Linked DNA regions of Mus musculus: region 2 is linked to region 1. A link is a loop called in an ENCODE intact Hi-C map of the cell type or tissue named here. Cell type or tissue: gastrocnemius. All regions are shown on one strand.

Region 1 (5,000 bases):
TCATGCTTGAAAACTTTTGGTTGAAAGTCTATTTTATTGGATATTAGGATGGCGTCTCCTGCTTGTTTCCTTGGACCATTTTCTTGGAAGACTTTTTTCCATCCTTTTACTCTGAGATAGTGCCTGTCTTTATTGTTGTGGTGTGTTTCTTGTATGCAGCAAAATGCTTGATCTTGTTTGTGTATCCACTGTGTTAGCTTATGTCTTTTTATATGTGAGTTGTGTCCATTAATATTTAGATATATTAAAGAGAGATGACTGCTGGTTCCTGACATTTTTGTTTTTGTAGGTGGTTTTATGTGCCTGTGGCTCTCTGTTCTTGATTTTGTTGTGAAATGCTTAATATTTTGTCCTTTCTGTGGTGCAGGTATCTTCCTTATGTTGGATTTTTCCTTCCAGGATCCTCTGTAAGGCTGGGTTGGTAGATAGATATTGTTTGAATTTGGTTTTGTCCTCGAATATTTTGTTTTCTCCATGTATGTTGATTAAGAGTTTTGCTGGGTATAGTAGCCTGGGCTGGCATTTCTGTTCTCTTAGAGTCTTCATGACCTCACCAGGCCCTTCTGGCTTTCATAGTCTTGGTGAGACGTCTGGTGTAATTCTGAAAAGTCTATCTTTGTATGTTAGTTGGCCATTTTCCCTTGCAGCTTTTAATATTCTTTCTTTGCACTGTGTATTTAGTGTTTTGATAGTTATGTGATGAGATTTTCTTTTCTGGTCCTATTTATTTGGTGTTCTATATGCATCTTGTATATTTATGGCCAGCTCTTTCTTTAGGTTGGAGAAATTTTCCTCCATAATTTTGTTGAAGATCTTTTTAGATCCTTTGAGCTGGAAATTTTCATTTTCCTCTATTCTGATTATTTTTAGATTTGGTCTTTTCATTATGTCCTGAATTTCCTGGATGCTTTAGATTTGGAGATTTTTATGTTTTGAATTATCTTTGGCAGTTGTGTCAATCCCTTCAACTGTATCTTCTACACATGAGATTCTCTAGTCCATCTCTTATATTCTGTTGGTAATACTTACATCTGTAATTCCTGACCTCTTTCCTAGATTTTTCATTTCCAGGTTTGCCTCATTTTGTGTTTTCTTTATTGTTTCTACTTCTACTTTTATGTGTTGAATCACTTTATTTCCTTCTCCTGTTTGCCTATGATTTCCTGTATTTCTTTCAGTGAGTTATTGATATCCTCCTTAAGGATTCTATTATCTTCATGAGATAGGATTTTAGGGTAGATTTCTGATTTTCAGGTCTATTGGTGTTTTCATGGCTTGCTGTGTTGCAAGAACTGAGTTCTGATGATGCCCACATATTTTGGGTTCTGTTGCTTATGGTCTTGTGCTTGCCTTTCACCATCTGGATATATCTGGTGTTTGTTGATCTGGGTGAGTTATGGACTCTGCCTCTTTTATCCCTGTGTTGCTTCGGGTCTCCCCTTATTCCCTGAGTGTATCAAACCACCTATGGGGCCTTTTAACTGGGGGCTCTTCACAAGTGCAGAGACACTGCTGATTTGTTGCACTGGCTGTAACTTGCAGGAGGCCTTCAGACTGTTGGATCTTCAGTAGAGCAGTCAAGCTGTTGTTCAGCTGAGTGCAACTGATCCTCACATGCTCTGACAGCAGGGGATCCTCAACTGCTCTCAGTGCAGAGAGTCCTCAACTCCTCAACTACTGTGAGTGCAACTGGTCCTCTAGGATGTATCAGGATATGTAGTCTTCACAGAAGCAGACCAACTAGGAGTCAACTGCTCTAAATATAGTGGATACTATAGGATGGGTTGAGATATGGAGTCTTCATGGGAATAGACCAACTATGGGTCTGCCCCAGCAGCAAGGACCAGGCAGAAAGGATAGGAGGGATGGACCAAAGGGGAGTGGTATTCAGGAGGGCAGGTGTTTTGGTGGTTAATGGGTCCCAAGTTCACCAGGTTCCCAGCAGTAGATCCAGGATTCAGGGTGAGGGTGGGGGGTGGCTGGATCTTATTAACTGCTCTGAGTGCAGTGGGTCCTCTAGGATGGATTGGGATATAGAGTTTTCATGGGAGCAGACCAACTATGGGTCTCCCCCAACAGCAAGGACCAGGTGCCAGACCTGTATTTTGATATGTATGGCATGAGCCATTGTTCTTTTAATCATGAAAGAATTATTTCCATTGGTACAGACTCAGTAGAAGATGAGTAATATCATTTCTTCATTAAACCATGACAAGATAGTAGTAATTTTTCACTCATAATTCCACATGTATTCTGCTGTGGTTCCTTGTTTCAGTAGTCCACATTTTCTAGCTATTCCTATCATATGCCCTTGAAATTAACTTACTACCCTTTATATCAATAAACAAATAGCTGGAATAAGCATCCATATATTGGTAATGTAGTTATGATCATTATTCCTGTGGTGAGACACCAAGCACAAAAGTAAACTGGAAGGACAGTGAGAAAAGTCTCTAAGTTGACCATACAGAAATATTGAAGGAAATAGAGACCTATAACTGGACTGTGTAGATGGTGTATTGATGCTAAACTTCTTGTAGCTCTTGTAGCAAAGAACATATAAATGCAGAAAATAAAATAACAGCATTCATCCCTTGGAGAGGTTGTGAGAGCCAAGGAACTATGTAATGCATTGCCAGTGTAGTTTAAAGTGAAAAGACAGAGCTCAATGAGTATGGCTATTATGTGTGGTCCCAAAGATCTGAGAAGCAAAAACAAGAAACATGGCATGGTGAGGAGATCCTAAGGACTAATAAGACAGTGGAGTGGTAGAGTCCAAGCAGTGTGCTATCTCTTTCACTCCATAGGAAATGTGGCAAACAGTAAATTCCAGGGTTCCATAAGCAGTTAAGGCACTATAATTCTCCAAACACAAATCATAGCCAGGCACTTTTCCCTGTCTAAGTCACTTCCTTGCTTTATCCCCATGCCACAGCAGTTACTTATATATGACCCACAAGAGTTTAATTGTTGACTTATTCACCACCCATATTTCAAGAGATGGAATATTTTGTTTATGTTGACTCTCCCACAGAGTAACTTGAATGATTGATGTCTAAGAGGTTATGACTTTTGTAAATACTTGGTAAAGGGTGAACAGATCCTTCAGAATTTCCAGTTCCCAGTACATATCTGAGAATACATTGTGTTCCACAAAGGCTAACTGGTCTGTTAACTGGTTGACTGGATTTTATATAGGCCTGACAGCATATGACAGGAATATAAGAATGAAGGCCATCAAATATCTGGCATTAATAATATACAAGAATAATGCATGATTTTTATGTGTTCACCTGTGAATGGTGATGGTACTGGGGCAACAGAAATAGCTTCTGCAACAAAAATGACCACCATTTTTCACCAGTATCTTGTCAATAGCTCAGAAAATTTGTTTTTATGATAAAAATGTTTAAGGAAAATAACCAATTTTGTGAAAAGAGGCAAAGAAAAGTATAGAGTTGTGTGTGTGTGTGTGGTGTGTGTGTGTGTGCTGTAAAGGCTTATAACTTTCTTTCTGTCTGTCTGTCTTTCTTCCCTTCCTTCCTTCCTTCCTTCCTTCCTTCCTGTTTGTCTGTCTGTCTCTCTCTCTCTTTCTCTCTTTCTTTCTTTCTCTTTCTTTCTTTCTTCCTTTCTTCCTTTTAAAAAAATTTTTATTGGATAAATTGTAAAAGAGGCAATGAACTGCTTTTTATTTCCCTTCACCTTTAAAAATGGGATGATCTCACTTCCTCAATATACTGCAGGCTAGCTCATCAATTCTCTTTTAAACAGAAATTCATTTAGTAGGGATGACCTTTGCCCCAGTCTACGTGTTAAGAAATGTCTGTTGCTTGATATAAGCAAAGGACTCAATGTGATTAGTTTTTTTATTTTTTCCTGTCTCTGTTTCTGAATCTGGGTCTAGAATGTTTCAGAATCAGGAAGTGTGACTCTAGCGTGTCCTTTTTGTGGTGGGTATGATTCCTCTCTCACACAACTTTTGTGTCTGTTCCCAGGTTTGAAGCTATTTTGAAACAACCCGTGTTACTTATCCTTTTGTAACTAAAACAAATACATGAAATAAATCAACTTATAAAGAGAAAATGTTCATTTTGAATCTCTGCTTGGTACCTTTTAGTCATGGTCAGTTTGTTCTCTGTCTTTGGGTCTGTGTTGAGGCAGATATGTGTTGCAAAACTATGCATGTCATGATTAGGAAGCAAAATACAGAAAATGTCTGTTTACACGTGTGGTTTTGGGCTACAGATCTATAGATAGAATTCTATATTTTGTATAGAAATATACAAAAAAAAAAAATACCTGACTCCCTGTATCCCATAAATCTGGCCTGGGCACTTTCCTATAATCATAGCTCTTAGGAAGTAGAGACAGGAGGGCTAGAAATTCAAGGTCATCTGTAGCTACATATTGAGTAGGAGGCCAGCCTTGACTATATGAAACTTGTTTCTATAACCTTATCAAGCAAGCACATCCAAAAGACTAATGTCCTGGAGTACCACTACCACCTTTAAAGGAACCCAATGACCTAAGGAACTTTCATCAGGCTCCTGGCAGTAAAGGTCACACCAGCTAGTCTAGGGAGAGGTTCATGACACATAGGCCTTCAGGAAAAATTTCAGTCCCAAATCAAGCGTCTGCTAAGTCATAATTGTATGTGATGGAACTAGATATTGATTCTAGTCCAGACTAATAGACTGTACCTGCATCTAGTACAAACTCAGCGCATTAGAAAATAGTTACTACTGTTAGGATGGAAGGAGTCTGCTCGGAGACCAACCTCTCAGGCCAGTTCATTCTCAAGCTGCTGCCATTTGTCTGGAGGTTGTTGTCTATGACAGAAATTTTGACTTGCAGAAACTTCCAGAAAAATTTTAGGATACAGTTTCATGATTCTGTGAAGGTATAGAGACAACAGTAGAAGAAGCATCTGCCAAGGACCTTGAAGTTCAGGTGAGAGTTGCATTATCTGCTGATTTAGGGAACCTGTGACCTGAAGCAAG
Region 2 (5,000 bases), 230 kb after region 1:
GAGTCCCAGATTTCTTAAAACAGTTTGTCACACCAAAGAGGGTTAGAGTTAAGGTATGGAGTCATGGCAACATTGGAGTCAGGGCAGCTGACAAAGGGTGAGGTAAGTTTATTTGGCAGGATCACTGGAAAAACTGTATGTGAAAATTGTTAGTTAATTTCAGGAATTACACATAACCAGCAATCTTTAAAGCTTACAGGAGTTGGTATGCTGAGGTCAAGGTCTGAAGCAAATGCAAAATGTCAAGTTAGTGCCATTTATGAGAGTTGATGTCAAAGAGGTAAGGACCTTGGAGGAGTGTTTATCTCCCCTACTTTTATGATACCTAGGGGAAGGGCAATTGAGACATATTTTCTCTGAATATCAACGATACTTACTGGGAAACTGGGCTGATTTTTATGGTAAAGCTAACCAACAACTCCTGTCTCCCACCTGGAATCCCATGGATCTTTTATGTAGAAAAAGATTGTCTTGCAGTGTTGATAGAAGAAATGATTGATCCATTATTCTAGCATATGTATCTGACAAGACCAATATAGGCAGCCCCCATATTCATCTGACCATTTTCTACAATAATCTTTTGTGTGGTTACAGAGAAAACAAGTATAGACATCATAATATTTAAATGGTATAACAGATACAGGGATGATAGCAATTTGGAACACTTCCTGAAATTAGGCTATAGAGCAGTTTCCTGACCCTATTTGGAGAAACTGTTATCTTTGGGAGTTTGTAAGATTTTGAATCTCCAGATGAAAGGGCTAGCCTGAATGGAGATGAACACTAGGGGGAGGATGAGAAACCAATGTCTAATCCAGTGAGGTCAAACTCGGCTGCTGGAGCTGAGTCTCATTTTCTGTGATACAGGACAAAATGAGTGGTCTCAATGTCCTCCAGAACTTAAGAGAGTATGGTCCTGTTAGGGTCAATGTGCATGTAGAAGATTCATTTTTAGGTCAAGGAATGAAAGGATTGAGATGAGACAGACTTAATGAGAGAGACCCTCAAGTTTTGCAACTGTAGACGTCACAAGGACGCTCCAACCAGTAAGAAGGACACATGCTCCACTATGTTCATAGCAGCCTTATTTATAATAGCCAGAAGCTGGAAAGAACCCAGATGCCCCTCAACAGAGGAATGGATACAAAAAATGTTGTACATTTACACAATGGAGTACTACTCAGCTATTAAAAAGAATGAATTTATGAAATTCCTAGGCAAATGGATGGACCTGGAGGGCATTAACCTGAGTGAGGTAACCCAATCACAAAGGAACTCTCACAATATGTACTCACTGATAAGTGGATATTAGCCCAGAAACTTAGGATACCCAAGATATAAGATACAATTTGCTAAACACATTAAACTCAAGAGAACGAAGACCAAAGTGTGGACACTTTGCCCCTTCTTAGAATAGGAAACAAAGCACCCATGGAAGGAGTTACAAAGACAAAATTTGGAAGTGTGACAAAAGGATGGACCATCTAGTGATTGCCATATCCAGAGATCCATCCCATGATCAGCTTCCAAACGCTGACACCATTGCATACACTAGCAAGATTTTCCTGAAAGGACCCAGATATAGCTGTCTCTTGTGAGACTATGCCGGGGCCTAGCAAACACAGAAGTGGATGCTCACAGTCAGCTATTGAATGGACCACAGGGCCCCCAATGGAGAAACTAGAGAAAGCACCCAAGGAACTAAAGGGAACTGCAACCCTATAGGTAGAACAACAATATGAACTAAGCAGTACCCCGGAGCTCTTGTCTCTAGCTGCATATGTATCAAAAGATGGCCTAGTCAGCCATCACTGCAAAGAGAGGCCCATTGGACTTGCAAACTTTATATGCCCCAGTACAGGGGAATGCCAGGGCCAAAAAGGGGGAGTGGGTGGGTAGGGGAGTGGGGGAGTTATGGGGGACTTTTGGTATAGCATTGGAAATGTAAATGAGCTAAATACCTAATAAAAAATGGGAAAAAAAGGGCTCTGCCATTTGGGAGAGAGGGGTGAGGGCCAATGATCTGGAGGAGATAGAAGGATTTGATCTCCAATGTTGACAGGTAATAGACAATAGACAGTGTATGACCGAGGTAGATGGTGGTCAGCAAAGTTCCATAGAAGAGAATGGAGGTGGCAAAGTAGTGCCATGATAGATGGTATGGGAGGGGAGAGAATTTAGGTGAATGACCAGGAGTTAGGACTGGATGTCCATACATGAGTTCAAAGGGCAAGATGAGGAGAGGTCACATGAGGACAGCTCATAGCCTGAAAAGAGCCAGAGGTAAGTATTTTATCCAATCAAGGTGAATTTCTTGTTACAGCTTAACAAGAGTGGGTTTTAAGGAGTGGGTAGTTCTTTCTACCTTAGCTGAAGATTGAGGGTGGTAGGGAATATGAAATTGCCAGGGGATGTCTAAGGCCTTAGAATTTGAGGAACTTGGGAAGTAAATGCAGGACCATTGTCTTATTAGAAAGAGACTGGGACATCAAACTGGGTCATGATTTCTCAGAGGATGAGATCAGAGACTGCCTGAGACCTTTTGTTAGTTGTGGGAAATGCCTCTACCCATACTGAGAAGGTGTCTACCAAGACCAGGAGGTACTTGGCATGTCTGATAGTAGGCATGTGGGTAAAGTCAAGTTGTCAGTCAGTTCCAGGAAGGAAACCTCTAGCCTGATGGGTAAAAAAAAGGGACACTACTATACCTTGAATTGGAGCTAGACATCTGACAGACTTTGCAAGAAGGAATGATATGTTTTCAAAAGCTTAGGTCCTCAGTAGTAAGCTGTATTTGGGTCTTGACAAAATAAGACAATGCTTGGCTGTTACGATGAAAGTGTTTGTGAAGATAGGACAGCATTTGGTTTGTGTCAGGGGGTGAAAGTAAAGATGTGTGTGGCAACGGACTATTCACAGACAGGCTGGTTTCCAGTTGAGTTGAGGTCGTGAACACCGGTGAAACCCAGTGGTGGTAATTCACCTACATGGGACGGGAGGTCTGCCCCTTGTCCACCCCCCATCGAGTGGGGTCCAGTGGCTTCACATATCCAGATGACCACCGGGGACCAAGTGGAAAGCATCCGACAGTCCTCCTGTGTCAGCCTGCCCAGAGCACTGGAACTCTGGCCGGATGTGGGCTTTCTCTATCCCCCTCTTTCCCTTATACCCCAACAGCCTTATAGAGATGTAGGTTGTAATGTAAGAATGTCCTGGGGAGGATGAGACAAGTCTAGGCCCCGAAGGGTCACAGCTCTAGCTGTCTTGTCAGCTTGGTTGTTTCCCTTGGAGACAATAGATTCATCTGTTTGGTGTGATCTGCAGTGGATAATCCCAATAGCTGTGGGGAGATGAGAGGCCTTTAGCATGGCCATAATTTGGTTTGAATTAGTTACTTATTAAGTATCCCACACTCCTTCCAGATATCAGCATGGGACATGAGGATATGGAATACATATTTGGAATCTGTGTTGATGTTGAGGACTTTTCCCTGTTCCAGTTTAAAGACATGGGAAAGGGATATTAGTTCAGCCATTTGATTGGTGGTATGACCAGGAAGATCCTGTGCCTCCACCACCACAGTGTCTGATACTATGGCATAGCCAGATCTTCAGGCCCCTTCATGTATAAAGAAGCTACCATCTATATACCATATATAGATGGTCTGAGGCAATGTGCCCTCCTATATGTGTGAAATGTAAGTTAATATTTCCTCTGAAATTTTAGTGTAGGGGTGAGATAGGGAGTGGTTAGTATTTGGTCGAGGAATACGTTTGAAAATATTAAGAAGTGGGCATGATTTGAAGGTGAATGTGGGTCTTCAATTTGAACTACCAGAAGAGAAAGAACCCTGGAGAGAGGTAGAGTCTGTAAGCCTTTATAAGTTAGGAGCTGTGACAAGTTATGAGAAGAGAAGACAGTTATAGGAGACCCAAAGGTTTTGGTGTCTCTTTGTTTGTTTGTTTGTTTGACTATTGAATAAGGGACAGGACATGTTGGCACTACCAAAAAGGAATGGGTGAGAGGCATACCCCTGAAAATGCAACTAAGTGGTGGGGTCTGGTCAGGGAAGTAAGATTGTCCTCCTACCCCAACAATAAGAAAATGAGAAGGAGAAGTGGGTCCCCAAATCTCTGTCAGGACTATGTGGCCCCAGTGTCCATGAGGAAGATGGGCCACCCACATACTATGATTTCTACCCAGGGCACCCTGCTAGTTATGGCAGTGGTTGTGTCAGGGGAGCTCGGGCCTCCTCAGTTGGCCATAGCCAAGCCTAGGAGATCAGTTGGAGGGTTATCTGGGTGTGATGTCCCTCTGTTCTGTGTAACATGAGGGCAATCGACAGTCCAATTTTCCTCTTGATGCACCTACGGCATGCCCCACCCCCACCCTACCCCCAGCTTGCAGAAGTTAGGGCAGGCTTTTGCCCAATGATCTTGTTGACCATATTTTTTAGCAGGTACCTACAGGTCTCTGTGTCTTAGAACACCAGGATTCGGGGACAGTTGCTAGGACTGGTCGGACAGCCTTTGCCACATATGGTATTTTTATTTGCAGATTTTCTCATCTCTCACATGGTATACTTTGGAGGTCAGGGCTAAGACTTCTGCCTATGGAGTTAATGGTCCCCTCTTCAGCTTTGTAAGTTTAGTTCCTTTGTTGGGGTAGCTCTGGGAAAAGAAGTAGGTCATCAGAAGTTGCTTACCTTCTAGGTTTTCAGGGTCCAGATTGGTGTGCTGTAATAAAGCTTTTGTGAGGCATTCTAAAAATTGTGATGAATTTTCCTGTTTATCCTGGACAGCCTCTTGGAGTTTTTTTTTTTTTTTCAAAATTTACCAGCTTTAAGGTTGTCTTTCTTAGGCCCTCCAAAAGGCATATAATAAATCTGTCTCTGACTAAAATATCATCTGCAGAATTATAATCCTATCAAGGATGCTGGCAGGCACAGTCTCTGATTCCACTGGATATGATCTGTTTGATGAATTTCATCTCCATGCATT

What was found. Hi-C counts contacts between places; a loop is a spot of excess contacts. Peaks named below come from ENCODE experiments on the same cell type or tissue, not always from the same donor. Only the 100,000 strongest peaks of a DNase experiment are listed, where the experiment ranks them.
Region 2: a loop joins it to region 1, with 7 times the contacts of the local background. A loop is called at or near these places in 10 of 42 quality-filtered maps.

Annotation. Positions count from the first base shown.
Region 1 is chr1:100,812,694-100,817,693 of GRCm38, forward strand. No RefSeq gene overlaps it. Among named protein-coding and RNA genes, the nearest start is that of Gm20268, 340 kb to the right of the region's middle. In gastrocnemius, no CTCF peak of the experiment used is centred here; no DNase peak of the experiment used is centred here.
Region 2 is chr1:101,046,629-101,051,628 of GRCm38, forward strand. No RefSeq gene overlaps it. Among named protein-coding and RNA genes, the nearest start is that of Gm20268, 110 kb to the right of the region's middle. In gastrocnemius, no CTCF peak of the experiment used is centred here; a DNase peak (open chromatin) is centred at 3,050.